Regions from separate parts of the Homo sapiens genome. Here region 1 is linked to region 2. A link is an interaction called in ENCODE POLR2A ChIA-PET data of the cell type or tissue named here. Cell type or tissue: PC-9. All regions are shown on one strand. Links, peaks and the distances in the headings refer to the core of each region. The heading gives the core; the rest is flanking DNA.

What was found. ChIA-PET counts read pairs that join two places held together with the same protein. Peaks named below come from ENCODE experiments on the same cell type or tissue, not always from the same donor. Only the 100,000 strongest peaks of a DNase experiment are listed, where the experiment ranks them.
Region 1: POLR2A ChIA-PET joins it to region 2 with 13 read pairs; 3 of 35 experiments call an interaction of 5 or more read pairs at or near these places.

Annotation. Positions count from the first base shown.
Region 1 is chr10:119,841,550-119,858,875 of GRCh38, reverse strand. It overlaps MCMBP (minichromosome maintenance complex binding protein), which reads left to right. Exons shown (of 16, transcript NM_001256378.2): 5 at 1,437-1,538; 6 at 5,682-5,826; 7 at 9,300-9,451; 8 at 11,163-11,263; 9 at 15,450-15,622; 10 at 16,281-16,404. Among named protein-coding and RNA genes, the nearest start is that of MCMBP, 23 kb to the left of the region's middle. RefSeq lists enhancers at 915-1,084, 7,880-8,379. In PC-9, for the core only: no CTCF peak of the experiment used is centred there; a DNase peak (open chromatin) is centred at 8,065; H3K27ac peaks cover 412 bases.
Region 2 is chr10:119,137,675-119,151,938 of GRCh38, reverse strand. It overlaps DENND10 (DENN domain containing 10), which reads right to left. Exons shown (of 9, transcript NM_207009.4): 9 at 13,955-14,264. It overlaps SFXN4 (sideroflexin 4), which reads left to right. Exons shown (of 14, transcript NM_213649.2): 12 at 4,079-4,164; 13 at 5,586-5,703; 14 at 10,620-11,172. The coding sequence ends at 10,697. Among named protein-coding and RNA genes, the nearest start is that of SFXN4, 21 kb to the left of the region's middle. RefSeq lists an enhancer at 8,991-9,492. In PC-9, for the core only: a CTCF peak has its summit at 12,310 (motif pointing left); no DNase peak of the experiment used is centred there.

The DNA.
Region 1 (17,326 bases), core at 3,900-11,899, 710 kb before region 2:
CTTTAATATATATGAAACATTTTTAGTAAGAATTTTTTCCTAAACAGAGAATTTGTTTAGCTAATCTTAAATTTATTTATCTTGTGTATAAGTTACAAGAAATCATGTGAAATGTTTTCCTTATTTGGTTTTATTTAGGAGTTTGATGTGACTTTTTTTTAATCCTCTAAAGATCTTTTGAAGGGGAAATACTGTTAATGCCAAAATTAATTCCTCTCTCCAATATCTGTATATAATATATGTAAAACAAAGAACCCTAGGTTGCAAAATTAAATCCTTTTTAATTCCTTCAAAGACAAAGCCAATGGTAATCTCACTGTTTCTTTCATAGAAAGCTGTCAGAATCAGCCTATAATACAGAAATTTAATGAAATATTCATTCCTAGGTAGCTCGGAGATGAGATTCAAAAGTCATATATTATTCCCTAGGAAAGGCATGTTCTCTTTCAGATATACTTAGAAAACTCTAAGAAGTGGAAAGGACCCAGGAGACATCAAATTTGAGCCTAATACATACAAGCAAGGATTTTTTTGTTTGCCTTTCTTTCTAGGCCTAAGGTACCTTTCTCCTAGAATGAGTCTTTTATTTATGACTCTTGAGCAACATGTGTACCAACTCTCTGTTAGCCTTTGGTAGTGTCACACATGGACAGCCTCATCTATTTTATTGACCCATTTCCAGATGCTGGGATTACCGAGTTACATTAATACACAGCTTTTTATGGTATACAGTAATGTAATATATTAGCCTAATGTGTTAGGACTCCTTAAACAAGGGATACTGTAATCATTAATACAGTTGATCCATTAGGCTTGGCACAGTGTTTATTTTATGGAAACACTCTAAAAGAAAAACAGACCTGAAGTTCATCATGTGTAAGGTTACACAAATCTATCTTTCAAATGAGTTCATTACTCTAAATAATTGTCAGAAGTTACATTTTTGTTTAATATAATCTTTGCAGTAACCTTCCAAATTAGGGCAATTTTTCTGTCCAGATCTGCCTACTGAACTAGAATATTTAATGAGCAACAACTTCTGTTGTGAATTAACGGACTGATATTGGGGTTTGATAAATCAGTTTCCTAAGGTTTGGATAAGCCAAGAGTTAGACTCTAAGAATATAAAAAGGCCTAGATAACATCATAAAAGTAAGGTTCTAGATCCACAAAGCAGAGAACTAGACCCAGATTATAAGTCACTCCAGAGGTCCCATTTTTCTGGATTTGAGGGAGGAAGTGTTTGATGACAGTATTTGAAGTGATTTTATATCCATTTTCTTTTAAAAAGTAATAGTTTGGAATTAGTTACTTGTTAATTAATCTGTAAAATATTTGCTGTGGTGTTATAATGTGAAAATGTGGTTGCTAATTTTAAAATAAATTTTGGGTTTTTTAAAGTAAATTTTTAAAAACACTTTTTATGTATATCACAGCCTCAACAAGAACTTGATTTAAACTCTCCACGAAATACCACTTTGGAAAGACAGACTTTCTATTGTGTTCCGGTGCCTGGGGAATCTACGTGGGTAAAAGAAATATCCTTTATCTGAACTTTCTTACTGTGTTGATGGTTTCTAAAAACTTAGCCTTTAATTATTCTTCCTTTGCAAAGCTTGGCTTTATTTTAATAAAGTGTGTTTCATTTGTTCTAATTGAGAAAACCCATAAAACGGGCTAAGTATTTGTCACTGAGTAATGCTAAAATAACAGTACATTCCTATAGTGAAATACTGTTAAAATGATTGAAGTAATTTTTTTTTTTTTTTTTTTTTTTTGAGATAGGGACTCACTGTCACCCAGGCTGGAGTGCAGTGGCACAAACATGGCTCATTGCTGCTTCAACCTCCTGGGCTCAAGCAGTCCTCTTGCCTCAGCCTCCCAAGTAGCTGGGACCACAAGCGTGTGCCACCATCCCTGGCGAATTTTTTGATTTCTTGTAGGAACAGGGTTCACTTTGTTGCCCAAGCTGGTCTTGAACTCCTGGGCTCAAGTGATCCTCTCACCTCAGCCTACCAGAGTGCATGCTCCGCCTAAGGCACATTTAAAGGTACTGAAAAAATATGATAATTAAAGTAAAAAAATAGTTTCAAATTGGAATTCATTCTAATTAAGGGAAGACAACGTGTTGGCTCTTTTGAGAGGGGATTGTAGAAACATTTCCTTTTTATTTACGATAGTAATTTTTTAAGGCATGGCCCACCTACACTGAAATGCACAGATTTTAAGGTAATGCACAGTGATTTGGATAAACACATACACCTATATAATTTATACCCCAAAGTAAAGAACTTGTGCCTAAAAATTCCTTTCTGCCTTTTTCTAGTCACTACCTCCTCCCCTGCAAGCACAATCCTGAATTCTTGACTATGGCTTGGTCTTGTCTGTTGAATGACATCTAAATGGACTCATATAATATATAGTCTTTGTGTCTGACATCTTGTGTTTAACATCATGCATTTGAGTCATGTGTGTATCAGTAGTTCTTCATTTCTTTCTTGTTTTCTTTTGCTAAGTATTATTTGTTTATACAGTCTCCAATTGAGCATTTAGGTTATTTACGGTTTTAAGCTGGGCATTTTCTTTGTGAGAACATTTTAAACTACCAATTCAGTTCTTTTTGTTTGTTTTTTGTTTGTTTGTTTTTGTTTTCTTGAGATGGAGTCTTGCTCTGCTGCTAGTCTGAAGTGCAGTAGCGTGATCTTGGCTCACTGCAACCTCCATCTCCTGGGTTCAAGTGATTCTCCTGCCTCAGCCTCCCGAGTAGCTGGGACTACAGGCACACGCCACCATGCCCGCCAGTTTTTGTATTTTTAGTAGAGACGGGGTTTCACCATGCTGGCCAGGATGGTCTCGATCTCTTGACTTCGTGATCTGCCTGCCTCGGCCTCTCAAAGTGCTGGGATTACAGGAGTGACTAATTCAGTTTTTTAACAGATATTTTGAGTCAGTTGTGATAAATTGTATCTTTCAAGGACTGTTTTGAAGTCATTTAAACCCAGTTGTTGAATTTATTGACATAAAACTTGTCAGAGTATTTTCTTTTTAATGTCTGTGGGATATCTAGCATTGATCTCTTTCATTCCCAATAATGTTAGTCTATTTTTCACTTCAATTTTCTGTTTTCTGCTTCATCCATTTCTGCTTTATTTTGTTCTTTTTGGTTTGGTTTTAATTGGTCTTTTTCTAGCCTTTTTTTTTTAGACGGGGTCTTGCTGGCTCTGTCACCCAAGCTGGAGTGCAGTGGCACAATCTCGGCTCACTGCAACCTCAGCCTGCCAGGTTCAAGCAGTTCTCTGCCTCAGCCTCCCAAGTAGCTGGGATTGCAGGTGCCTGCCACCATGCCCGGCTAATTGTTTTGTATTTTTGATAGAGACGGGGTTTTACCATGTTGGCCAGGCTGGTCTTGAACTCCTGACCTCGTGATCCACCTGCCTCAACCTCCCAAAGTGCCGGGATTACAGGCGTGAGCCACCGCGCCTGGCCCTTTTTCTAGCTTTTTAAAGTAGATGCTCAGATTATTGATTTCAAATTTTTCTTATTTTCTAATGTTAGCAACTAAAGCTATAAATTTCTCCCCAGTCACTGCTTTGGTTGCATCCCACAAGTTTTCATTTGTTAGGTTTTTACTGTCATTTAATTCAAAATATTTTCTAATTTCCCTTGTGATTTCTTCTTTGATCCTTCGCCCTTGCAACAATCTGCTTCTGTGTAGTCTCATTCTTCGTGCTATTTTTGTCATAGATTTCACTCATCCTTAGATTATACAGCTCACAACATACTATTTTTGTTTTTAACAGTCGTTTGTCTTTTATATAAATTAAGAAGCAAGAAGAATTCATCTTTTTTTATATTTGGCATCATTTCCTTTAGCGATATTATTATGATTATGATTTTATTTTATTTTTTTTTTTTTTTTTTTTGAGGCAGAGTCCTGCTCTGTCACCAGGCTGGAGTGCAGTGGTGCAATTTCGGCTCACTGCAACCTCCGCTTCCCGGGTTCAAGTGATTCTCCTGCCTCAGCCTCCAGAGTAGCTGGGACTACAGGTGTGTGCCACCACGCCAGTTTTTTTGTGTTTTTAGTCGAGACGGGGTTTCACCATGTTGGCCAGGATGGTCTTAATCTCCTGACCTCAGGTGATCCACCCACCTTAGCCTCCCAAAGTGCTGGGATTACAGGCATAAGCCACTATGCCCGGCCAGCAATTATTTTTTTTTTAAATACAGATCTGTTGGTGACGAATTCTGTCAGTTTCTGTTCAATTGAAAATGTCTTTTATTCCACCTTCATTTTGTTTTATTTATTTATTTATTTATTTATTTATTTATTTATTTTTGAGACAGGGTCTCTCCCTTTGTTGCCCAGGCTGGTCTCGAACTCCTGAGCTCAAGTGATCTACCCGCCTCAGCCTCCCAAAGCACTAGGATTCCAGATGTGAGTCACCACACCCGGCCTCACCTTAATTTTTGAAGAACATTTTCATTGGATATAGAATTTTTATTTTTTATTTTAATAATTTATTTTAAAAAAACAGACCAGGCACAGTGGCTCATGCCTATAATCCCAGCACTTTGGGAGGCAGAGGCAGGAGGATCACTTGAGGCCAGGAGTTTGAGACCAACCTGGCCAACATGGCAATACTCTGTCTCTACAAAAAATACAAAAACTAGCCGGGCTTGGTGGTGGGCACCTGTGGTTCCAGCTACTCCCATGGCTTGAGACGGGAGGATCACCTGAACCCAGAAGGCTGAGGCTGCAGTGAGCTGAAATTGTACCACTGCACTCCAACCTAGGCAACAGAACGAGACTGTCTCAAAAAAAAAAAAAAAGAAAAGGAAAAAAGAGATGAGTTCTCACTGTGTTGCCCAGGCTACTCTCAACTTCCTGGGCTGAGTGGTCCTCCCACCTGAGCCTCCCAAAGTGTTGGATTTACAGATGTTAGCCACTGCATCCACCTGGGATTTGTTAGGGGTGGTGTAGAACAGCCCTTGTTGAACAGTAGATCATCCTTATTCATGAGGTCTGCTATTTCTGGGTCTTACCCAAATGCCTAGGATGACTAGTAGGGTCCATTATAGTATTATACTACTTCCAGAGTCTCCATTTAACTCTCTGCCAACTAGCAGCTGTTCTCTGCTAGTCCTCAGGGAGTCTTGACTTGTATATCCACAATTTAGTGTTTTGTCAGAGATCCAAATGGAACCTTCAGGGTCTTTTATCCGTAACTACTTCCTTTCTAGTACTTCTCTGCAAATTCCAGTTGCTTCACTAGCCCTGAACCATGTGCTCTGTCTTCTCCACCCAGTAAGAGAGGGCCTCTACTGCTCTTTGTTGCAGTTTGGAGAACGTCTCCAGGAGAGAGCTGGGAGAATTTGGAGTTTACCTGCTGTGTTTCTCCTCATTCAAGGATCATAACCTTATGCTCCCTGTTGTCCAGTGACTGAAAACAGTTGCTTCACATATTTTGTCCAGTTACATTGTTGTTTACAGCAAGGATAGCAGCATAAGGTTGATACCTGTTATTCTCATGACCAGAACTGGAAGTCTAGCCTCCTTTTATGAAAATGCATTCTATTTTAACTGAATTGCCAAACTAGTAATTTTTTATAAGTCATATAATTAGCAAAACTTTAGGATATTCCTCAGTTTATGATAGTCTTTTCTTAACTTTTCGTTTAACGCCTATGTTAATGCAAACCAAGCTCGAGTCAGTCCCTCAACATCCTACACTCCTAGTCGCCACAAGAGGAGTTATGAAGATGATGACGATATGGACCTACAGCCCAATAAGCAGAAAGACCAACATGCAGGTGCCAGACAAGCAGGTAGTGTGTGCCAACAGGTTTTCTCTAGACTTTGCTCTCTTACAGTAGATTGGTTTTCAGAGTGAATTGTTACATAATATAGCTCTATATTTAGGAGCTGGCAATTTATCAGAGTTACAGACATGTTGAGAGTTTTTACAGTACTCTGATGAGACTGTGCTTCGCAAATGAGCAATTAGGCATCACTTTGTGACAAGTGGCTGCTCTGATGTATGTGTTTGGAGTCTCAAGTGACTATCTGGAAAGGTCTTTTCTATCTTCATATTTATTTTTAATACAGAAGCCTGGTACTTTACCCTAAAAATGAGTTATTTTTATCTGAAAACATGCTTTCTCATTTTCTTTTTAATTTTCTTGTTTGTTTGTGTTTTGAGACAGGGTTTCACTCCCATCACCCAGGCTAGAGTGCAGTGGCATAATCATGGCTTATTGTAGCCTTGACCTCCTGGGCTCAAGTGATCCCCTGTCACTTCAACCTGCCTAGTAGCTAAGGCTATAGGCGCATGCCACCACATGCAGCTAACTTTTTAAATTTTGTGTAGAGATGGGATCTCACTATGTTGCCCAGGCTGGTCTCAAACTCCTGGGCTCAGGTGATCCTTCTATATCAGCCTCCCAAAGCCATTGGCATAACAGGCGCGAGCCACCACGCCCAACCAGTCTTAGCTTTTATAAGCAGTGGATTTCTTTGTTATGGTGGGTATATAAGTTTGTCTTTATATTTGTAATATATTCGAGTTTGTAATATATTCGAGTATGTGCTATCCACTTCCCTTCAGCACCTTTAATCAGAAGGAAAAATTAAAGGACAAGGAGGCAAAACAAATCAGTCTGGTCATTTACTATCTGCAAGATTGGGTAGAGAAGGCTTTTTTTTTTTTTTTTTTTTTTTTTTTTGAGACAGAGTTTCGCTCTTGTTGCAGTGGCTGGATTGCAGTGGCACGATCTTGGCTCACTGCAAGCTCCACCTCTTGGGTTCAAGCAATTCTCCTGCCTCAGCCTCCTGAGTAGCTGGAATTACAGGCATGCGCCACCACGCCTGGCTAATTTTGTATTTTTAGTAGAGACGGGGTTTCTCCATGTTGGTCAGGCTGGTCTTGAGCTCCCGACATCAGATGATCCACTTGCCTCGGCCTCCCAAAGTTCTGGGATTACAGGCATGAGCCACTGTGCCTGGCCAAGGCAAATTTAACAGTCAGTGGTAAACAGGGATTTACTAATGAATTTTATTTACCCTTATATTACTCTACTTTATAAATTGATATTTCCAGATTTTCTTAATGCTAAGATATATTTTAATGTGTTTAAAATTGGAATGTTTTACTATAAATACATATAAATGTCGTAGTATTCTTTTTCTCCACCGATCCCCAGAATATATTAAAATTAATGGTCTATCATCTAGCCTGGACAGCATGGCGAAACCCCATCTCTACTAAAAATACAAAAATTAGCCAGGCATGGTGGCAGGCGCCTGTAATCCCAGCTGTTTGGGAGGCTAAGGCAGTAGAATCACTTGAACCCAGAGGGGCGGAGGTTGCAGTGAGCTGAGATCATGCCATTGCACTCCAGCCAGAGTGACAGAGAGACTCCATCTCAAATAAATATCATAGTAACTTATATATTGTAATATATTCGAGTGTGTATTTAAGTCCAGGAAATATGTTAATTCTCTTATCACTTAAGCAGTTGATGCTACTTTTTATTTCTTACCATTCTTGTTTGAATGTCTTAATGCAGGCTTTTTATGCATTTGAGTACTTTATTTATATAAAGTAACACTTGTTGGTGTTTAGTCAATGTTTTAGGCTATACATATTTTTAAACTTTTTATTTTGACACAGTATAGACTTACATGCAGTTGTAAGAAATAATACAGAGAGGCTGGTTGCGGTGGCTCACACCTATAATCCCAGCCCTTCAGGAGGCCGAGGCAGGCACATCACTTGAGGTCAGGAGTTCCAGTCTGGCAAACATGGTGAAACCCCATCTCTACTAAAAATACAAAAATTAGCTGGGCATGGTGGTGCACGCCTGTAATCCCAGCTACTTGGGAGACTGAGGCAGGAGAATTGCTTGAACCCGGGAGGCGAAGGTTGCAGTGAGCGCTGATCGCCACCATGCTCCAGCCTGGGTGACAGGGTGAGACTCTGTCTCAAAAAAAAAAAAAAAAAACAGATCTTGTATACCTTTTAGCCTCTACTTCCCCCAGTGGTAATACCTTACGTAATTATAGTAGAATGTCATAACCAGGAAGTGGATATTGATACAATCATTTTTTTTCCTTTTTTTTTTTTTTTTTAGACGGAGTCTTGCTCTGTCACCCAGACTGGAGTGCAGTGGTGCAATCTCTGCTCACTGCAAGCTCCGCCTCCTGGGTTCACGCCATTCTCCTGCCTCAGCCTCCCGAGTAGCTGGGACTACAGGCCCCCATCACCACGCCTGGCTAATTTTTTGTATTTTTAGTAGAGACGGGGTTTCACCGTGTTAGCCAGGATGGTCTCAATCTCCTGACCTCGTGATCCACCTGCCTCAGCCTCCCAAAGTGCTGGGATTACAGGCTTGAGCCACTGCACCTGGCCTGTTCTTTGCAGTTTTATCGCATAGGTAGATTCATGTGACCACCACCACAGTTAAAATCGGGAATATTTCATTACCCAGATCTCTCATGTTGCCCTTTTATGCTCCTAACTACCACTCTCCTGCCTCCTCCGTCCCCAGAAGTCTCTAGACCCTAGCAACCACTGGTCTCTTCTCCATCTCTTATAATTTTGTCATTTTAAGAATGGAATTGTATATTACATAAACTTTGGGGATTGTCTTTTCTTCAGCACAATTCCCTTGAGATCCATCCCAATTGTTGCATGTATCAGTAGTTTGTCCGTTTTATTGCTGAGTGGTGTTTCGTGGTATGGCAGGCTATAATTTGATTCTCATGTTATCAGCCCTAAAGTGTAACTACTTCAGGAGTTGGGGTTATTCTTTTAATGACCTGTATATCCCCAACAACTGGTTTGATTCCTGGTACATACTGGATATTAATAAGTATTTGGTAAATTAATTTATTGCTGTATGGTTTTATTCTGCTTAATTAATAGAAAAAGTATGTTCTACCAAGGAGTTTTGCTGTCGGTAGACCATGTATTCCTTAAATCAAAGATGTCAAAGTAACCATATTGCAAATCAACTTTTGAAACTGGTTATACATGAGATTTGATGGGAGGAATTTGTTGATATCTTACAGTAAGGGAAAAAAAAGTAAAATTTTTAGATCTTCATGTTTATCTTTGTCCTCTTACAGATCAAACAAAAGACTTTGTTAGTATGTGCTGTTTCCTTAAAAACTGTAACAACTTGAACTTTGCAAGCTCAGAAGCATCACGTATATCAAACTTGAAAGGCACTTATGGAATGTTCTTTTTCTCCAGGAGGCCTTAGAAATGACTAAGTGCAATGCTATCCTTTGAATTTAGGGAGTGTTGGTGGTCTTCAATGGTGTGGAGAGCCAAAACGTTTAGAAACTGAAGCTTCTACTGGGCAACAGCTGAACTCTCTGAACTTGTCTTCTCCTTTTGATTTGAATTTTCCATTGCCAGGAGAGAAGGGCCCTGCATGCCTTGTGAAGGTAATAAAACCTTTCGTAGATCCAACACTGAAATGTTATGTGTCTCAGAAAGTAGCTTAGTGTCTGAGCATTTGCATTTGTTCCCTTGTGCTGGGCTAGCTATAGCAAATCACTGCAAATTTAATAGCCTAAAGCAGCAAAAGTTTATCATCTTACAGGCTTTAGGTCAGAAATCCAACATGGTCTCACTGGGGTAAACTCGAGGTGCCAGCAGGGCTACATTCCTTTCTCGGAGCCCCTAAGGGAGAATTTCCTTGGCCTTGTGGCTCCTTCTTCCATATTCATAGCCAGCAACATTGCATTTGTCTGACCATTTTTTTCATGTTGACATCTCATCTGACCACAACCAAGAAAGTTTCCCCAATTTTAAGAATCCGTGTGATTACATGGGGCCCAGCCAGTTAATCGAGGATAATCCCCCCCATTTCAAGGTTATTAATTTAATCACACCTGCACATTCCTTTTGCATGTAAGCTAACAAGTTAAAAGAATCGAAGAACATCTCAAATGCAGAAGCAGAACAACTTTTAAATTATGTCTGTTCCCTTCCTGTATCATTTCTAACATAATATCTTCTTCATTTTTGTCTTCTTCCTTCTCTCAGCAAAACCTATTTTTCACTTATATTTAAAATAAAACAGAAGGAAGAAAACTTTTAATAGTTTGTTCTTCCATCTTACTTATTCTAGTGTTTTGATCCTGATAAATGAGCAAGTGATAGAAGGTTCAGAAATGATTGTTAAGGATTTCTATCCTTATTCTTTGTGCATTTTGGGTTTTTTTGTTTTTGGGGGGTTTTTTTGTTTGTTTTTTTGAGGCAGTCTCACTCTCTTGTCCAGGCTGGTGTGCAGTGGCACGATCTCGGCTCACTGCAACTTCTACCTCCTGGGTTCAGGCAATTCTCGTGCCTCAGCCTCCTGAGTAGCTGAGATTACAGGCATGCACCACCACACCCAGCTCGTTCTTTATATTTTTTGTAGAGATGGGGTTTCACTATGTTGGCCAGGCTGGTCTCGAACTCCTGACCTCAAGTGACCCACCCACCTCAGCCTCCCAAAGTTCTGGGATTCCAGGGGTGAGCCACTGCACCCAGATTCTCAGTGGTTTTAACTGAAATGACACTTAAGTCATATGGCACAGGGACCAAAATTACCATTTTTTCCCCTGCCTTGCTTCTACCAGGTCTAATCAGTAAATGGCCTTGACTATTACTAAGTCCATCATGACAGACAATTTTGAAAGGTTTTTTTTTTTTTTTAAATTGTGAAAAATCTTCTGGCCATTCCAAGTTTTGTGTTAATCCGATGTTGCAGTTTATGAATAAATGCAAAGTTAATCATCTTGTTTTTGTTTTTTCCTTTTCTTGGTGTGGTTTAATAGGTTTTGAGATAGTGCACAGTTCTAGTTTTAACTGTCAGCCTTTGGGAAAAGGCTTTTTTTAATTTTAGGAAAAGCCTTTTTTTTTTGTAGTACTGTGGTATATTGAAAACAGACATTAGTCTGGAAGTTAGGCATCCTGTGTTTTGGTTTTTCACTTATTTGCTAACTAGCAGAATGACTCTTGGTCTCAATTTATAAAAATTTATAAAATAAAGGACTTGCTTTAAGGTCTGTTTCCTGATCTAAAATTCCAAGATATTGGTACTTCAAGACTAATATCTTAAGCTTTGTGTCTGTTCTAACAGTGTGATTTCATGTGGTCTCTTGTTAGGTTTATGAAGATTGGGATTGTTTCAAAGTAAATGACATTCTTGAGCTATATGGCATACTGTCTGTGGATCCTGTGCTGAGTATACTGAATAATGATGAAAGGTGAGTCTGTGTGCTCTTTTTTTGGTCTCCTTTATTTTTATATAATTTCAAGTTTTCAGGAGAGTTACAGGATGGTTTTAAAGAACTCCCTTTTCCCTTTCTCCCAGATGTACCAGTTGTAAACACTTGCACCCCATGTGTTTTGTCATTCATTTGTGCTCTCTATGCACACATTTTTCTGAAACACTTGAAAGTATGTTGCAGAAATCAAGCCCTTTTACCCCTAACTGCTTGTCAACATTTCCTAAGAGTACTGACTTTCTCATATATAATTAGAGTACAGGTATCAAAACTAGGAAATTTGCCACAAATATACAATACACTAATCCACAATCTATACTTAATTTCACTAATTGTCTTAATCATGTTCTTTCTTACACGTCTCCCTTCTGCATCCCCCAGTCCAGGGTTCAGAAGCTCGCTCATTCTCTATTTCTACTGAGTTCATACTGTATTTCTGATTCCAGTTCAGCACCACAGGTGTCGTTCTGCTTGTTCTCCTTTCTGTATTAGTGTAACTCTCTTAAACTTGATTCCCATTTTTCACAATCTTATCATTTGCACATTTTTACAACATAGAGAAGGGAATTTCAGAATTGTTAACTCATACCTTTACAAAACATAAACCTAAATAACTAGAGTTCAATCTGAAACAGTCCTCAGCCTTTGTCTTTCATGGTCTTGCCACTTTTTTTTTTTCCTTAAACAACAGAAATATATGTCTTCCAGTAGTTCTGGAGGCTGGGAAGTCCAAAATCAAGTTCCCAGCAGATCTGGTTTCTAGTGAGGGCCCGCTTCCTGGTTTACAGATGGCTGTCTTCTCACGTGGTAGAGAGCAGACAGCCTTGATGCTTTTGAAGAGTGTAAGCCAGTTACCAGTTACTTGTTTCCTCATGGTTAGACTCAATGTTTTGCATTTTTGGCAGGAATATTACAGAATTGATGTATCCTCAGTATGTTACAGCAGGAGGCATGCGATGTCAGTTTGTCCCTTTACTGGTGAGGTTAATTTTCATTAGTTGGTTAAGGTGGTGACTTCCAGATGTCTCTTCTGTAAAGTTACATTTCTCACTTTGTAATTGACAAGTAACTTGGAGGAAGGTACTTGGGGACATAAATATCCAGTTTCTCATTAAACTTTCACCAATTTATTTTAGCATTCATTGATGATTCTTGCTTGAATCAGTTATTACTTTGTTGGCAATTTTCTAACGCAGTACATTTATTTATTGGCATTCTACTATAAAAGATACCTCTTCCATTTGTTTATTCAAGTAATGTATTTACTTATATTTAGTATAGACTAATAGATTCTGATTTTATTCAATGTTAATATCATTATTTTATTTCGAGACCCAAATTTTCCCAGATTTGGCTAGTGGGAGCCACTTTAAGCAGGTGCCGGGTCCTTTTTTTGAGATGATGTTATCATTTTTTAACATTTATTTTCTGGCATATTAAGCTGTTGCAGCTTCATCGTATGCTTTGAAGATCTGAGTCCTAGATGTGCTCGTTGGTACTGGATTAGATTTGCATCTAGGCCCTTAAAGTAGACAGAGCTAGGATACATGCAGCATATGGATACATATATACGCACCCACATTTAAATGCACACATACACACTCACATGCATGTTTTGTGTATTTCTAATGTCTGTGAAAAACCATGGGTTCATATTTCTGATTCCAGTTCAGCACAGCAGGAGTCACATGTTCTAGTTGTTCTCCTTTCTATATTTATGACTTCTTTTTCTAACAAATTTGATTCCCATTATTCACAATCTGTTGTTTCCCCATTTCTACCATATACAGAAGGGAATTTCAGAATTGGTAACCCATACCACTACAAAACAGAAACCTAGTAATTAGAGTTCAATACATTTCCAGTTCATTTTTATTTTAGAATGCAGCTGTGTAGTCAGAGCTATGTTCCACTTACTCAGGTAACTTTTCTTCCCCTTCAGTGTGATTTCATTATTTATTTTACTTAGAAAGATTCTCAGAGGTGTCATTCTCGGCTATCCCCATTCCTGCTGTCTGTTCCCACCCAGCCTCCTTAGGGAACCACAGTTTCTGGTTTATCCTTCCTGTATTTATTTTTTTACAAAAATATGAAGATACGTATACATTTTATTTCTACCTTTTTCTTCTATAAAAGGTAACATGGTATATATACTCTTACACTTTTTAATTTTTTTTATTAACAACATATCTTGGAAATCTAGACCTTCCTCATTCATTTTTGTTTTGTTTTGAGATTGCCAAAAGCAAGGGCTGATGTCCCTCATCTACACCAGAGTCCTCTTGTTGAATACCGGACATTAATCATCTTAGTTTCTGTGTAGGATGAACTTAACATTTTTCACAGTTAAAAAAAAATGGTACAAAACAAAAATTTTAAACAACTTTAAATAAGCTTAACCGTCCCTTAATAATAGTATATGAGATTGTTCATCTTGGCAATTTCTGATTGTGATGACTTTCCTGCTTTAGTTACTTCACTATTGATGTAGTTTAGTTTAGAGGTTGTATTAGGGGTCTCTAAAGGGTCAGAACTGATAGGATAGATGAATATATGAAGGGGAGTTTATTAGGAGAATGACTCACATGATCACAAGGTAAAATCCCACAATAGGCTGGGGAGCAAGGAAGCCAGCCTGAGTCCCAAAATCTCAAAAGTAGGGAAGCCACCAGTGTAGGCTTCAGTCCGTGGCTGAAGGCCTAAGAGCTCCTGGTGAACCACTGGTGTAGGTCCAAGAGTCCAAAAGCTGAAGAACTTGGAGTCTGATGTTTGAGGGCAGGAAGCATCCAGCATGAGAGAAAGGTGGAGGCGGAAGACTCAGCCAGTCTGCTCTTTACATGCCTGCCTTTATGCTGGCAGCTGATTAGATGCTGCCCACCCAGACTGAGGGTGGGTCTGCCTCTCCCAGCCCGCTGACTCAAATGTTAATCTCCTTTGGCAACACCCTCACAGACACATCCAGGAACAATAATTTTCATCCTTCAATCCAGTCAGATTGACAAAGTATTAACCATCACAGAGGTTAAGAGCACAGACAGGCAGGCAGCCTGGGTTGGAGTCCTGACTTGGCCACTTACTAGCTATGTCACCTTGGGCTTGGTTTCCTCATTGTAAATAAGGGTAGATGTGAGGTTTTGGTGAATTTGTACGTGTAAGGCATTGAACGTTGTCTGTCACATGGTACGTACTATGGAAAAGGTTATTATGCTTGTATTAAAAAATACAGGAGTATGAATTTATTACTTCAGTGTCTATAGATTCTATAAAGTCAAGATCTAAAAGATTAGCTATTTGTTTTGGTCGTCTCACAAATCTATCATCTGCAGATTTATTTAGCAAGTCTGAAAAATTCATACTTTCATTGCTTGTCTACTCAGTCTTCGAGGGATCATGTAAGAATTAAATTTAGGAAAAACAATTAGCAAGATAAGAGATGAATGGATTCTCCACACGCTGAATAATAGATACCAGATGGCTTTTGAGAAAAAGACCCCAGTTTTTGAGATCTGCTGTCAAGTATTCGATGTCCCGGCCAATAGTTCAAGGAGTACCTGTGTTTTGAAATAGCCTTATGAGTGACATCCTACATTCCATTTATTGAAGTGCTGAATAACAAATATTATTGTTTCTGGCCAGGCATGGTGGCTCACGCCTGTAATCCCAGCACTTTGAGAGGCCAAGGCAGGCAGATCACTTGAGGTCAGGAGTTCGAGACCAGCCTGGCCAACATAGTGAAACCCTGTCTCTACTAAAAATACAAAAATTAGCCAGGCATGGTGGTGTGCACCTGTAATCTCAGCTACTCAGGAGGCTGAGGCATGAGAATCGCTTGAACCCAGGAGGCAGAGGTTGCAATGAGCCAAGATCGCATCACTGCACTCCAGCCTGGGCAACACAGTGAGACTCCATCCAAAAAAAAAATAAAAATAAAAATACCGTTCTTGAAAAATTGAATAAATGCATTATTTCATGATATGTCTTAACAAGCCTGAAGTCTGTGTGATGTAACACTTTAGAATGAGAGGCCACTTTCTGTTCTTTAAGGAGATGTACAGGTGGAAATATTCTTGGCTTTAACTCTAATTTTGTTTTCCAAGATGCACATTATTTTTGCATCTGTGCAATTGATGTCTCTCTAAATTGAAACTTTATCACCTCTCCACAGGGATGCCTCTGCACTGCTGGATCCGATGGAGTGCACAGACACAGCAGAGGAGCAGAGAGTACACAGTCCTCCTGCTTCATTAGTGCCGAGAATTCATGTGATCTTAGCCCAGAAGTTGCAACACATCAACCCATTATTGCCTGCCTGCCTTAACAAAGAGGAGAGCAAAACCTGTAAGTGTAAGTGTTACAGCCTAGTCAACTATCGACTGTTAGCCTCAGTGTGTCCAGAGCTGCCTGTAACGTGCTCATAGTGGAATTGAGAGTCAGGTCTTCATTCCTCACAATAAGTGTTTTCAGTAATCTCTCTCTCGTTGCCCCATTTTTCTCTTACATTAATTCTCTTCACTGAAATGAGGACAAAAGAGTATACAAGGCTGGGTGCAGTGGCTCACGCCTGTAATCTTAGCACTTTAGGAGGCCAAGGTGGGTGGATCACCTGAGGTCAGGAGTTCGAGACTAGCCTGGCCAATATAGTGAAACCCTGGCTCTACTAAAAATACAAAATTAGCCAGGTGTGGTGGCGTGTGCCTGTAATCCCAGCTACTCGGGAGGCTGAGGCAGGAGAACTGGAGGCAGAGGTTGCGGTGAGCTGAGATGGCACCATTGCACTCCAGGCTAGGCAAAAAGAGCAAAACTTGGTCTCAAAAAAAAAAAAAAGGAGGATGCAAACTGCCTTATTTTTAAGATTAGCATCACTTACTGACGGATATGTTAAGCTTTACCTACTGTCGACTGAATTGTGCTTTGCTCACGTAGTTATTTTTTTACCTAAGACACTTGAGAGGAACTGGAGTGTGTGTCCTGACTCAGGTCTTCCTTTCTCCTTCAGTTGTTTCAAGTTTCATGTCCGAATTGTCTCCAGTCAGAGCAGAACTTCTTGGGTTCCTTACTCATGCCCTTCTGGGGGATAGTTTGGCTGCTGAATACCTTATATTACATCTCATCTCCACAGTGTAAGTGCTGTATCCTGGTGGGAATTAGGGGAGTTTGGTGTGTGTGGAAGTGGAAGAGCGGGAAGATTGCTGGTGTCATTTGTGTGTTTTCCTTATTGGGCTTCATCACATGGTTTTTATCTGTCCAGTGTTAACTGTTATACCAAATCACAGACAAATTCCTTTTCTCACAGTTCACATTTAGCATTTTGATTATGTCCCCTTAAATTTTAGAGCCAAAATCAGATAAAGCAGTGGTCCCCAACCTTTTAGGCACCAAGGACCCATTTCATGGAAGACCATTTTTCCATGGACCGGAGTGGGGATGGTTTCAGTATGAAACCGTTCCACCTCAGAACATCAGGCATTAGTTAGATTCTCATAGGGAACACACAGATGTGCAGTTCACAATAGGGTTCGCGCTCCTGTGAGAGTCTGATGCCACTGCTGATCTGACAGGAGGCGGAACTCAGGCGGTAATGCCCACTCATCCACCCCTCACCTCCTATGTTGTGGCCCGGTTCCTAACAGGCCATGAACCAGTACTGGTCCACGGCCTGGGCGTTGGGGACCCCTGAGATAAAGGACCTGGCTGATGAGTAAAATGAGCTGTTTTATCCCTTTTGCATTCTGAACGCTCTGTTTATACATCCCAAGGCGCCCACGTCATGTGCACGTTTAACGTGGACATTGACACTAGCACCGCATCCCTTGACTCCACTGTATTTCTTTGTTTCTCATTTTAAAACTAGTGTGGGCCTTTGACAAGTTCCAAGAACATAAGGAGGAAAATGCACATCATCTGTAATTTCACCACTTAGAACCTCCGTTAACCTTTAGGTACATGTTCATTGGTTTTTGTTTACATATGTATACATCCTTGCATAGGTCTTAGTTACACTCTAAGCACAGATGCGTGTCTTGTTTTCAGCAGTTGATATAT
Region 2 (14,264 bases), core at 6,251-14,250:
GGAGGCTGAGGTGAGAGGATCAACTGAGCCTAGGAGGTTGAGGCTGCAGCGAGCTATTATCACACCACTGTACTCCAGCCTAGGTGACAGAAAGAGACCCTTGTCTCAAAAAATAAAACATAGGCCAGGCGCGGTGGCTCACGCCTGTAATCCCAGCACTCTGAGGGGTCTGAGGCAGGTAGATCACCTGAGGTCAGGAGTTTGAGACCAGCCTGGCCAACATGGTGAAACCCTGTCTCTACTAAAAATACCAAAATTAGCCGGGCATGGTGGCTCATGCCTGTAGTCCCAGCTACTCAGGAGGTTGAGGCAGGAGAATCACTTGAACCCAGGAGGCAGAGGTTGCAGTGAGCTGAGATTGCGCCACTGCACTCCAGCCTGGGTGACAGAGAAAGACTCTGTCTCAAAAAATAATAATAATAAATAAATGAAACAGTTGTGTGACCATCACCACAGTCCAGTTGTAGAACATTTTCATCATCCTAAAAATGTCCCAAATGCCCACCCCCACCCCCACCCCCAGCCCTAGGGAGGCACTGATCTGCTTCTTTTTTTTTGTTTGTTTGTTTTGAGTCAGAGTCTCACTCTGTCGCCCAGGCTGGAGTGCAATGGTGCGATCTTGGCTCACTGCAACCTCTGCCTCCCAGGTTCAAGCGATTCTCCTGCCTCAGCCTCCCAAGTAGCTGGGACTATAGGTATGCGCCACTGCGCCCAACTAATTTTTTGTATTTTTAGTAGAGACGGGGTTTCACCATGTTAGCCAGGATGGTCTCGATCTCCTGACCTCATGACCCACCCGCCTCGGCCTCCCAAAGTGCTGGGATTACAGGCGTGAGCCCCCATGCCTGGCCACTGACTTGCTTTTCTGTCTTCTTAGTTTTTGCCTTTTCCAGAAATTATACATAAGTGAATCACACTGTAGTTTTTTGTGTCTTGCTTCTTTCACGTTTGAGATTCATCCGTCTTGTACCACATGTTGCTCATTTGTTACTTTTCATTGCTGAGTAGTATTCCGTTCCTGGATGTGCCGCATTTTGCTTATCTATTCTGCCGGCGGTGGACGTTTGGGTTGTGTCCAGGCTTGGGTTATTATGAATCAGGCTGCTCCGACATTCACTTGCACATCTTTATGCATATGTGTGTTTGTATTTCTCCACAACTCCATGTGAACTTAAGGTGTTAGTATTGCTCTGACCTATTCATAAAGCTGGAGAGGAGAGTGAGAGCACATTTTTTTAAGTTCGTTTATTTATTTATTCATTTATTTATAGAGACAGAGTCTCCCTCTGTTGCCAAAGCTGGAGGGCAATGGTACGAACATGGCTCACTGCAGCCTCAACTTCCTGGGCTCAAGCGACCCTCCTGCCTCAGCCTTCTGAGTAGTGTGCACCGCCATACATGGCTAATGTTAAAAAAAAAAAGTTTGTAGAGATGGGGTCTCGCTATGTTGCCCAGGCTGGTCTCAAACTCCTGGCATCAAGTGATCCTCCTGCCTTGGCCTCCCAGAGCGCTGGGAGGTGTGAGGCACTGCACCCAGCTTAGAGCAAATATCCAATGAGCAAGTTGTTCCCAGCACCTCCTGCCTGCCAGGCTTGGTGCTAGGCTCTGGAGACCCACACCCTGATCAGTGAGAGCCCCGTCTCCCCAGCAGCCCCAGCCTCCAGCGGAAAGGTAGCCTCAGGCCTGACTGGCTGTCTGGAGTCCATCTCACCAGAAGAAACTTCATTTTTGGCATGAGGGGCATGTTAGGGTCAAAGAAAAGCTTTACTGGTCTACTTTAAAAAAAAAAAGGTCTTTTTTTTCTCTGAAGAATAAAGTGTCTGCAACTGTGCATAAGCATTCTTCTATCACTTCCCTGTCCCTGGAAGGTTATTTTCTTCGGCTAAAATTTCAGAAACTGCGTAACCAGCAATATCTGATGGTAACAGGGCACGGTTGGTCCAATTTCAGGTGACGCGTGGCTGTTGTTTCCCCCGACTGGCCCCATAAGCCACTGCTTTGCACACAGCGCCTCCTAATGACGGCGTCTCACTTGGAGTGTCCTCCCCACACATGGGACTAAGGGAGAGAGGCGGGCCTCGCCCCACTGATGTGGACACACAGCACACTAACAGCCATTTTTCCCTTCCGGAAGTCAAGCAATTTTACTTTATATCCCTGAGACTTTTATTTTATTTTCTTTTATTTTAGAGACTGAGTCTCGCTCTGTTGCCTAGGCTGGAGTGCAATGGTGTGATCTTGGCTCACTGCAACCTCTGCCTCCCAGGTTCAAGTGATTCTCCTGCCTCAGTCTCCCGAGTAGCTGGGATTACAGGCGCCCACCACCACGCCCGGCTAATTTTTGTATTTTTAGTAGAGACAGGGTTTCACTATGTTGGCCAGGCTGGTCTTGAACTCCTGACCTCAGGTGATCTGCCCACCTTGGCCTCCCAAAGTGTTGGGATTATAAGCATGAGCCACCGTGCCCGGCCCTTAAGACCTTATTTTAAAAACAGCCCTCCTCGGCTTCCTCTCTTTTGTGGGGGGGAAAGGCATTCCCTGCAGAGGGAACCATGCAAGCGTGACTGTCACCCACAGCAGGGCAGAGGTGCAAGCAGAGAGCAGGGGCCGGGTGGTAGGAGGAGCCTGGGAAGGTAGGTCAAAGCCAATCATGGGAAGCTGGAAGTGGAAGGAACAGAGTTCAGGGAAGGACGGGCGCAGGTGTGCCTGCTCCTCTTGGGTACACGATGTGCTGTTTGTGGTGTGTGTGTCTTACCCAGGGGTGGGTTCTAAAGTTAACATGTTAGCTACTCAGGAGGCTGGGGTAGGAGGATTGCGTGAGGCCAGGAAGTCGGGACCAGCTTGGGCAACATAGTGAGATCACATCTCTACAAAAAATCGAAAAGTTAGCCGGGCCTGGTAGGGTGTACCTGTGATCCTGGCTACTCGGGAGGCTAAGGTAGGAGGATCACTTGAGCCTGGGAGGTCAACACTGCAGTGAGCCGTGATCACGCTACTGTACTCCAGCCTGGATGACAGAGTGAGACCCTGTCTCTAAAAATAAATAAATAAATGAAAGTAGTAAAAAAGTTAACGTGAGCTGTCTTATAGTCAAAATTTCCCTTACAAGTCCCTTAAAGTGCCCTTGAGGGTACATGGTTTTGTACATACTCACCCATACAGTAAATTGTATGTTTAAATGTTTAATGTATAGAGTAATGTACATTATAGAAAAGATTACAAAAATGTTATAACCTGTACATAACACAATTTTATAGTATAACACTTTTAATTCGCTGTGAAACGTGGGTACGGACAGGCAGCCTTGTGTGGGTCTCATGCTGTGCCCGTGCCCTCAGAGCTGGGCATTTGGAGGCTTCCCCAATGGCAGGTATGAGAGTCACTGCTGAGCCAGGTCAGGACAGGAGGCCAGTGGCAGAGACTTGGCTTGGATGGGAAATACGGAGCAAACCTCTGTGGCAAATCCAGCATTTCCACTGAGGAACCATTTGGTTCTCAGTGAAGATCTGTCTAGAAGCCACCTTTGCTTGTACTTAGTGGATAGTTTATTTGGGGTGGTTTGGCAGACGGTGCCAGCTATTTCTGGCACAAAGTGCAGCCGACCGCCACACACCTGTACATGGAAAGTTACGTGGAAGGCGTCCCCTCCGCCTCTCTCCACGGGCATTCTTTTTCTAAGTGAGAAGGGTGGGTTACTGTTGCCTGTCTCTCGCAGGAGTTGTGGGATCCCTGGAAATCGTCTTGCTCCTGTACTAAGTTTCTTTTTTGAGACAGAGTTTCACTCCGTCGCCCAATCTGGAGTGCAGTGGCGTGATCTTGGCTCACTGCAAAATCCGCCTCTCAGGTTCAAGTGATTCTCATTTCTCAGTCTCCTAAGTAGCTGGTACTACAGGTGCATAACACCACACCGGGCTAATTTTTGTATTTTTTGGTAGAGACAGGGTTTCACCATGTTGGCCAGGCTGGTCTCAAACTACTGACCTCAAGCGATCTACCCGCCTCGGCCTCCCAAAGTGCAGGGATTACAGGCGTGAGCCACCGTGCCCAACCTAAGCTGTTTTCTTTTCATTTTTGCTAGGCTGTTAGAGAAACGCTAGCATCCAGAATAGTGCTGTTTGGGACCTCAGCTCTGATTCCTGAAGTCTTCACCTACTTTTTTAAAAGGTAAGAGACACGGTCATATCCCCAGGTAGGGATTTGAAAGTCAAATCCTTATAAAACCTGTCAGATACTGACCCTGGTGGAGGGTGGGGAGAAGTTGGCTCAGTAACCTTCCCATAAACACACATCACAGCTAAGACAGGCGGATTGATTGTGGCAGGCGTGGAAATCCGGGTGTACGGATTCCACCGAATGGGGAATCCAGCCCAGGCTCTGCCTCCAGTTACCCCGTGTCCTTGGCGTGTCGAAGGACCTTCCACGGCCATTTCCTCACCTCTAGAATGAGGGGCTTGGATGATTTGCAGGTTCCCCTGGCTCTCATGTGCTGTGAATATTGCTCAAGCCCTCCTCTCTAAACCCCCATTCCAAGTATGTTTTAAATGAGCTTCAGCGACTCCGAATTCAGATCCATCCCTTTTAAGAAGCCAGAAATGGCCTACGAGGCGGAGGACCTGGGCATCCATCAGGGTTCCTGTGGCCACCAGTATGAGAAACCTAACCTGCAGGAGCTCAGACCCGAGGGGAGACGTTGGGGCTTTAGGGCCGGAACGGGCAAGGATTGCAGTCCATGGCAGCTTGAACAGAAGCTCCCCTGCTGGGCGCGCCTCCCTGTCATTCTCGTGGGTGTCGAGTCCTTCTCTCCTGCCAGATTGGCTTCTTCATATTGATGCGGGACCCACTTGCTAGTAACTCCCAGCTCATAGCCTCACAGCCTCCTGATCAGAGGTGGAACACAGCAAACCCCAGGGGAGGCAGGAATGTCTTCCCCTCAGGGCAGACTCCTGGGGAAGGATTCTGTGGGCCTGAGTTAGGTCGCATGCCTGGGGTGCACATCCCCCCCACCAGTGTGGCGAGGCTGGGAATCGCCTGCTAGGACCACACATGGAGCACATTTCCAAGAAGGAGGGATGGGATGGTGCGGTGGCTCACGCCTGTAATCCCAGCACTTTGGGAGGCCAAGGTGGGCAGATCACCTGAGGTCAGGAGTTCTAGACCATCCTGGCCAACATGGTGAACCCCGTCTCTACTGAAAATACAAAAATTAGCAAGGCGTGGTGGCGGGCGCCTATAATCCCAGCTACTCGGGAGGCTGAGGCAGGAGAATTGCTTGAACCCAGGAGGCGGAGATTGCAGTGAACCAAGATGGCACCATTACACTCCAGCCTGGGCGACAGAGGAAGATTCTCTCAAAAGAAAAAAACACAAAACAAACAAACAAAAACAACAAAAAAACAGGCCTTGATCTAGCTGTTCAGGTACAACAAAAAGAAAAAAGAACAGGCCCTGATCCAGGTGTTCAGGTACACACACACGTGCACACACACACACACACACACACACACACACACGCCCTGATTCAGCTGTTCAGAAAATAAGCCCTGATAGTTTAACATCACTTGTGAGCCATGCCTTGTCTCTTACAGGACCCAGTATTTCAGGAAAAACCCAGGGTCATTGTGGATTTTGAAACTGTCTTGTACTGTCCTGGCAATGGGACTGATGGTGCCATTTTCTTTTAGTATATTTCCACAGATTGGACAGGTAAGTGCCCCCATTCCTCTTTTCTCTCAAAGTTTTTTATTTTGCAGTTAGAAGAATAAAATAAGTTATTCTTCTTAAAACTCTGCAAAGTTTATAAAAATATAAAATAAGACCAGGTGCAGTGGCTCACACCTGTAATCCCAGCACTTTGGGAGGCCAAGGTGGGAAGATTGCTTGAGCCCAGGAGTTCAAGACCTGCCTAGGCAACATAGTGAGACCCCATCTCTACAAAAAATAATACACAAATTAGCTGGGTGTGATGATGCACACCTGTTGTCCCAGCTGCGCAGGAGACTGAGGTGGGAGGATCACCTGGGCCCAGGAGATTGAGGCTGCAGTGAGCCATGATTGCACCACTGCACTCCAGCCTGGCTGAGAGTGAGACCCTATTTCAAAAAAATAAAATAATAAAACAAAATACAATTGGCTTTTGAACAACCTGGGGGTTAGTAGTCAAAAATCCAAGTATAACCTTTGACTCCCTGAAAACTTAACCATTAATAGCTTACTGTTGACCGGAAGGCTTACCAATACCATAAAAAGTCAAGTAACACATATTTTATATTTTATATGTGTTGTATACTGTATTCCTACAATAAACTAGAGAAAATAGAACGTTATTAAGAAAATCAGGCCAGGCGCGGTGGCTCATGCCTGTAATCTCAGCACTTTGGGACGCTGAGGCGGGCAGATAACTTGAGATCAGGAATTCAAGAGCAGCTTGGCCAACGTGGCAAAACTCCAGCTCTACTAAAAATACAAAAATTAGCCACGGTAGCTGTAATCTCAGCTACTCGGGAGGCTGAGGCAGGAGAATCGCTTGAACCTGGGGAGGTAGAGGTTGCAATGAGCCAAGATCATGACATTGTACTCCAGCCTGGGTGACAGAGTGAGACTCTGTCTCAAAAAAAAAAAAAAAAAAAATCATAAGAAAAAATATATTTACTGTTTATTAAGTGAAGGTGAGTCATCAGTTTCAGTGAGGATCAAAGTCTTCATCCTCGTCATCTTCATATTGAGTAGGCTGCGGAGGAGGAAGAGGGATTGGTCTTGCTGTCTCAGGGGTGACTGAGGGGGAAACAGTATATAAGTGGACCTGCATTGTTCAAACCTGCATTATTCAAGGGTTAATTGTAATGATATTTATATTTAATTCTATCCCTCAAATCTCTTGGTGCAGTTTTGGGTTCTGTTTTTCTTAACAATATTTCATAAGCCTTTTTTTCTGGGGCATAAAAAGAAATCTTTTAAAATTACTTAGAGAAATTTTAAATACTCCAAAATGTTCTATAACTACGCCCTCTCCAGTGGAACTTTCTGCAGTGATGGAAATGTTCTATAATAGATTGGTGCTGTCCAATTATGGTAGCCATGAGCTACGTGTGCTACTGAGCACTTCAGGAGAGGCTGGTGTGACTAGGGAACTGAATTGTAAATTAAGTTAAATTTTAAATTAGGTACTCTTGTGTGCTTAGTGGCTATTGGACAGCCCAGTTCTATAGATAATTTATAATATAATTTATGATGAGTCAGGCTGCTTGGACTCAGATTCCAGCTTCTCCATGACCTTGGTCAACTTGCTTAGTTTTCTTATCTGTTAAAGAGAGCTGAAGATAATGGCATCTCTGCAAAGGGTTGTTGCTTAGTAGGTAGCAAGGACATTTTTTTTTTTTTAAGTCAGAAAGCCAATTTTTTTAATTTCCAAAGCTCTGCCATAAATTGCTAGCAGATGTCAAAGACATTACTGATGCTAGCAGATATTAGCAATTTTTTTTTTTTGAGACGGAGTCTCGTTCTGTCACCCAGGCTGGAGTGCAGTGGCGCAATCTCGGCTCACTGCAAGCTCCACCTCTCGGGTTCATGCCATTCTCCTGCCTCAGCCTCCTGAGTAGCTGGGACTACAGGCGCCCGCCACCACACCCAGCTAATTTTTTGTATTTTTTAGTAGAAATGGGGTTTCACCATGTTAGCCAGGATGGTCTCGATCTCCTGACCTCGTGATCCGCCCGCCTCGGCCTCCCAAAGTGCTGGTATTACAGGCGTGAGCCACCACGCCCGGCTGATACTAGCAGTTTCTTGGCTAAACATTTCAAATGTTCATTTCTGTCACTATAAATATATATGTCCTCAAAAGCATTTATATTTATGGAATGATCTTGTTCAGAACCCACGTTTTATAGGTTTAGGTTGTAGGATCATTCATTCAAGCAACTTTGCCAGCACAACGTAGAAGTTTCAGATTATTTTAGATAGTTATGCCTATTACTATGCTATGGGCGAGGGGTTGGGGAGCGAGGCAGCATCTCAGAATAAAATTTCAGGCCAGGCACGGTGGCTCATGTCTGTAATTCCAACACTTTGGGAGACCAACGTGGGAAGATTGCTTGAGGCCAGGAGTTCCAGACCAGCCTGGGGAATGTAGTGAGACCTCGTCTCTACATAAAATGTTCTAAAAATTAGGTCGGGTGCTGTGGCTCATGCCTGTAATCCCAGCACTCTGGGAAGCCCAAGTGGGAGGATCACTTGAGCCCCGGCGTTCAAGACCAGCCAGGACAACATAGCAAGACCTCGTCTCTGCTAAAAATAAAAATTTGGCTGGGCACAGTGGGTCATGCCTGTAATCCCAGCACTTTGGGAGGCCGAGGTGGGAGGATCACTTGAGCTCAGGGTTCGAGACCAGTCTGAACCTCATCTCTCTTCTGAAAAAAATTGTTTAAAAAGAAAAAATAATAATTAGCCAGGCATGGTGGTATGTGCCTGTAGTCCTAGCTACTCAGGCAGCTGAGGTAGGAAGATCACCTGAGCATGGGAGGTCAAGGCTACAATGGGGTCACAGAGTGAGACCCTGTCTCGAAAAAAAAAAAATTAGTAGGGTGAAGCGGCACACACCTGCAGTCCCAGCTACTCAGAAGGCTGTGGTGAGAGGATCACTTGAGCCCAGGAGGGAGAGGGAAGAGTTCATCCCCAGTGGAGGATGGGAAGGGCTGAATGGGCACGTGAGGCTGCAAGGAACAGGCAGGATGCTGGGGGCCAGGTGGCAGGGCCTGCACAGCCAGGCCAAGGAGCAGGGCAGCAGGTAAGTCATGCAAGGTTGGAAGGGGCAGAACTCCCAGAGGCCAGAGTGGAGGCAGGAAAGGGAGTCAGTCTCACGCGTGACCTCAGATGCCAAGACTTGCTTGCTGGACTTTGGAAATATCCTGTTGGGGCCGGGCGTGGTGGCTCATGCCTGTAATCCCAGCACTTTGGGAGGCCGAGGCGGGCGGATCACGAGGTCAGGAGATTGAGACCATCCTGGCTAACACAGTGAAACCCCGTCTCTACTAAAAATACAAAAAAATTAGCCAGGCATGGTGGCAGGCGCCTGTAATCCCAGCTACTCGAGAGGCTGAGGCAGGAGAATGGTGTGAACCCTGGAGGCAGAGCTTGCGGTGAGCCGAGATCGCGCCACTGCACTCCAGTCTGGGCGACAGAGCAAGACTCCATATCAAAAAAAAAAAAAAAAAAAAAAATTCAAAACATTAGCTGGACGTGGTGGCGGGTGCCTGTAGTCCCAGCTACTCGGGAGGTTGAGGCAGGAGAATGGCGTGAACCCCAGAGGCGGAGCTTGCAGTGAGCCGAGGTCGCGCCACTGCACTCCAGCCTGGGTGACAGAGTGAGACTCCATCTCATTTAAAAAAAAAAAAAAAAAAGACACAAAATATCCTGTTGGCTCAAGGAGGGCATGGAGGTGCTTAGATGAGATAAGGAGTTATTACTAATTTTGTTAGGTGTGACAATGACATAGTAGTTTTGTAACTACTGTCATTACTATATCAAGTACTATATCAATAATGATAAGGTCTTTATCATTTGGAACTTGTAGGTGACATGACATGAGAATTGCCTTAAAATACTCAAGGAAAAAAATCCTACTGCTGGGTGTGGGAGGTGCTTGATGAAATGAGATCTGCAAATTGTTAATAGTGATTCCTGAGTGAGCACATGTGAGTTCATTACATTCCTTCTACATTTGTTTTTTGTTTGTTTGTGTGTTTGAGACAGGGTTTCTCACTCTGTTGCCCAGGCTGGAGGGCAGTGGTATGATCATGGCTTACTGCAGCCTTGACTCCCAGGCTCAAGTGATCCTCTGACCTCAGCCCCCCAAGTAGCTGGGACTACAGGAACGTACTACCACACCTGGCTAATTTTTTATTTTTTGTAGAGATAGGGTCCCACTATATTGCCCAGGCTGATTGCAAACTCCCCACCTCAAGCAATCCTCCTGATCTCGGCTCACTGTAACCTCCACCTCCCAGGTTCAAGTGATTCTCGTGCCTCAGCCACTGGAGTAGCTGGGATTACAGGTGTGTGCCACCACACCCAGCTAATTTTTGTATTTTTTGTACCATGTTAGCCGGGCTAGTCTTGAACTCCTGGCCTCAAGTGATCTACCTGCCTCAGCCTCCCTAAGTGTTGGGATTACAGGCATGAGCCATTGTGCCCAGCCATCTTAAAACTTTTTAATGGAAACTTTCAATTATAAACAAATGTAGAGATAAGTAAATAACAATAATGGGCCAAGGATGGTGGTGCGCGCCTGTAATCCCAATCCCAGCTACTCGGGTGGCTGAGGCATGAGAATGACTTGAACTTGGAGGGTGGAGGTTGCAGTGACCTGAGATGGTGCCACTGCACTCCAGCCTGCGCAACAGAGCAAGACTCTGTCTCAAAAAAAAAAAAAAAAAAAAAGTTTAAGAAGTTTCTTTACTGCTTGGGTGATTAAAAAAAAAAATAGGTTACATTTTCTGCTATAGATTAGACATTATTGAAAAAGATGGACTGTGAAATGGTTGCTTTCAGAAAATGATTTTTTTAACTTGGCTTCTAAGGCAAGAAAAACTATTAATAGAAACATTATGAATTTAACTATTTTTCAGATACAGTACTGTAGTCTTGAAGAGAAAATTCAGTCTCCAACAGAAGAAACAGAAATCTTTTATCACAGAGGGGTGTAGGCGTGAGTTTTAGGTGAATTTATGTGGTTCCTGCTTGAAAACCTTCCCCTCTCCAGGTTCGGTTTAGAGAACTTTGCCACAGGTCTTCTGGGGACCCCAGAGGTGTCTGTGCTGACAAGGCGACTTCAGATTCCATACTGAGATCGTTCCCAGGCTGGCGTCTCTGGGGTTTTTAAGGCTGGCTGGAGAAGACAGTGGGAGGGTGCCCCGTCTGACACCCCTGGGGTTGCTGAGGGAACGGTTGGAGTGGGGATCGGCCTGCGAAAGGATACTGTGAAATCACTAATTAACTAATAAACCTGTCTCAAGTTGAGGATTTGAAGAAAGAACACAGAGTCCACCGTGCCCAGGACACAGGTGTTAAATGGATAGGCCGTCTCAAGCGGAACACGTACCCCTGGGGCGCTGTTTACGCCCTCCAACCCCAAAAGCAATCTTGTTTCCTTACTCAGTGTCCTCCATTCTAGACAGCTACTTAAAACCTTTGCCGCCCTCCGCCCAGTGCCTCCTTTCTCCTCTCTGGCAAAGGACCCTGCCTCCTCCGCCAGGAAACAGGTCAGCAGTGGAGCCCCCCACACCCGCACCCACACCCATCCTTCCTCCGTGTAATGCCAGCGTCCTCCAGGCTCTGGGCCTCTCTCTGCTTCCTCAGGGCTGTGCTCTGTAGCCTCTGTCTGCCAGGTCCTTCCCAGAAGTATGTAAACTACTTGTCGGCCAGGCGCGGTGGCTCACGCCTGTAATCCCAGCACTTTGGGAGGCTGAGGCCAGTGGATCGCCTGAGGTCAGTGGATCGCCTGAGGTCAGTGGATCACCTGAGGTCAGGAGTTCGAGACCAGCCTGGCCAACATGGTAAAACCCCGTGTCTACTAAAAATATAAAAATCAGCCAGGCGTGGTGTTGCGCACCTGTAGTCCAAGCCACTCAGGAGGCTGAGGCAGGAGAATCACTTGAACCCTGGTGGCGGAGGTTGCAGTGAGCTGACGTCATGCCATTGCACTCCAGCCTAGGCAATAGAACGACTGTGTCTCAAAAAGAAATAAACTGCTTGTCACCTGCCTCATTAGAGACAGGATCTTGCTGTCACCCAGGTTGGAGTGCACTGGCACAATCAGCTCACTGCAGCCTTGAACTCCTGGGCTCAATGAGGACCCACCTGCCTCAGCCTCCTGAGTGGCTGGGACTACAGGCGCCTGTCACCACGCCTGGCTGTAGCCAGACACTTTAAAAGAGTTGTCCGCCCTCACTGTCTCCACCCCACCTCCCGTTCTGCTAAGATTTCTCTCATCCGTGACCCACCTGAATGTGGCACTGCCACACTGCTGGGCACTCAGGCTGGTCACTGAGCTGCTTACTTGGCTGTACTTTGCCATTTGGATGTCCCAGACACCTCAAACTCAACCCATCCGAACCTGAGATCAGCTCTCCCTCCCAGTCTCAGGAATTGACACCACCACCTCCCCAGGTGCACCAGACAGGATCACTGGAGGCGCCCTCTCCCCACCTTACCAGCCTATGCAGTAGACAGGGCCCAGTACATGGAGTCTGGAACCCACATATGCCCACTGCTACCACCCAGCGCAGTCCAACAGCATCCCCTGCTGGCACTGCCTGGCCCATCTCCTGCCTACTCCCTCCGGTCCACGTTCCAGCCTGCTCTTCTAAACCACACCTGCTGAACAACTGTTTTTTTTTCTTTTGAGACGGAGTCTCACTCTGTCACCCAGGCTGGAGTGTAGAGTGCAGTGGCGCGATCTTGGCTCACTGCAACCTCCACCTCCTGGGTTCAAGTGATTCTTGTGCCTCAGCCTCCTGAGTAGCTGGGACTACAGGCATGTACCAGCCACCACGTCCAGCTAATTTTTGTTTTGCTTTTTTTAAGTAGAGATGGGGTTTCACCATGTTGGCCAGGCTGTCATCTCCTGTCCCCGCGATCCACCCACCTTGGCCTCTTTAAGTGCTGGGATTACAGGCCTGAGCACCGCACCGGGCCTGAAAAGCCTTAAATGGCTTCCCAGTGCGTCAAGATCAAGCCCACCTTCCTCACCACAGCAAGCCTTTCCCATACTCGTATCCTGCCACTCCCTCCCCTCCCTGTAGACCCTCCAGGTCCTCACATGGGCTGTGGTCTCTTCTCAGGGCCTTCACACAGCTGTTTCCTCTGGTCTGAGTAGATGTCTACTTAATGCTTCAGGCCTGACTTTGACATTGATCACTCCCTCTGGGAGGCCTTCCAGGATTGACAGCACTGAACTGGGTCCCCATCTATGTGCTCCAATACCACTCTGTTTCACACATCACGCCTAGCACTAGCCACACTACAGCAGCCTGTTTGCTGACCCTATTCCCCAAGCGGACTGTGCGCAGCACCGCGAGAGCGGGAGCTGCTGCCCATCAGGGTAGTTCAAAATACAACACAGGCATGGCACAGAGTAGGTACCTCAACATTTGAGTACTGGACTAATGCTTCCAACACACCCTACCCCACATTACCAAAGAATTTATCTGTGGTTTTGTTTCCCCAAGGCCAGTATGATGGTTCATTTCCAAATTTGGTGAGGAAAGTTTCATAACAGCCTAAAAGGACAAAATCAGTAAATGGCTCAGTTTGACCATAGGCTGACACTAACCAAAATTAAAGTTAGAGAACAAGATGGGCAACAGCTGCAGGTGGAGGTTTAACCGCTAACAGATGACAGAAATGTGAAGGCATCTTCCAAGGACAGGAGACTGAAGTTACAGAGGCAGCTCCAGGAAGGCGAGTGGAGGAGGGCTAGGGCGGGAGGAAAGGGTGTGTGGGGGACGGCTTGAACTTTTTTTTTTTTTTTTTTTTGAAACCAAGTCTCGCTCTTTTGTCCAGGCTGGAGTGCAATGGTGCAGTCTCGGCTCACTGCAACCTCCGCCTCCCTGGTTCGAGCAATTCTCCTGCCTCAGCCTCCCAAATAGCAAGTAGCTGGGATTACGGGCATGTGCCACCACACCCAGCTAATTTTTGTACTTTTAGTAGAGATGGGGTTTTACCACGTTGGCCAGGCTAGTCTCAAACTCCTGATCTCAGGTGATCCGCCCACCTCGGCCTCCCAAAGTGCTGGCATTACAGGCATGAGCCACCGCGCCCTTGGCCGTCTTGAACTTTCAGACAGGTCTTTTAATAATTCCCTAGCGCCCTCACAGTTGAAAAAAGGTATTTTTTCCCCATTTTCTTTGGAATGAGCAGTATTAGAGAAAGAGGGGACAATTCGTCACCCACCTAAAAGTAGTTGAATATCAAAATATATCAATTTTATTTCTGCATCATAAATTTATAATTTTAACAACTTTGATCATTAGCTAATATAGTAATACAAAAAAATGAGAAAAAAGATGTTAATATTCCTCATTTCCATAAAGTGCAGATTTAATTTTCAATTATTTGCCTTAGTAAACATTGTCTTATTTCAGGTACTCCCTGCCCTCACTCAAAAAAAAGGGAGGGTGTTTAATTTTTATTGAACAAATATGTAATACCAAGAAAAAGATGAAAGACCCAATAATGTTTTTTGCAAACATGTTTCCAGGTAAGATTTCCAA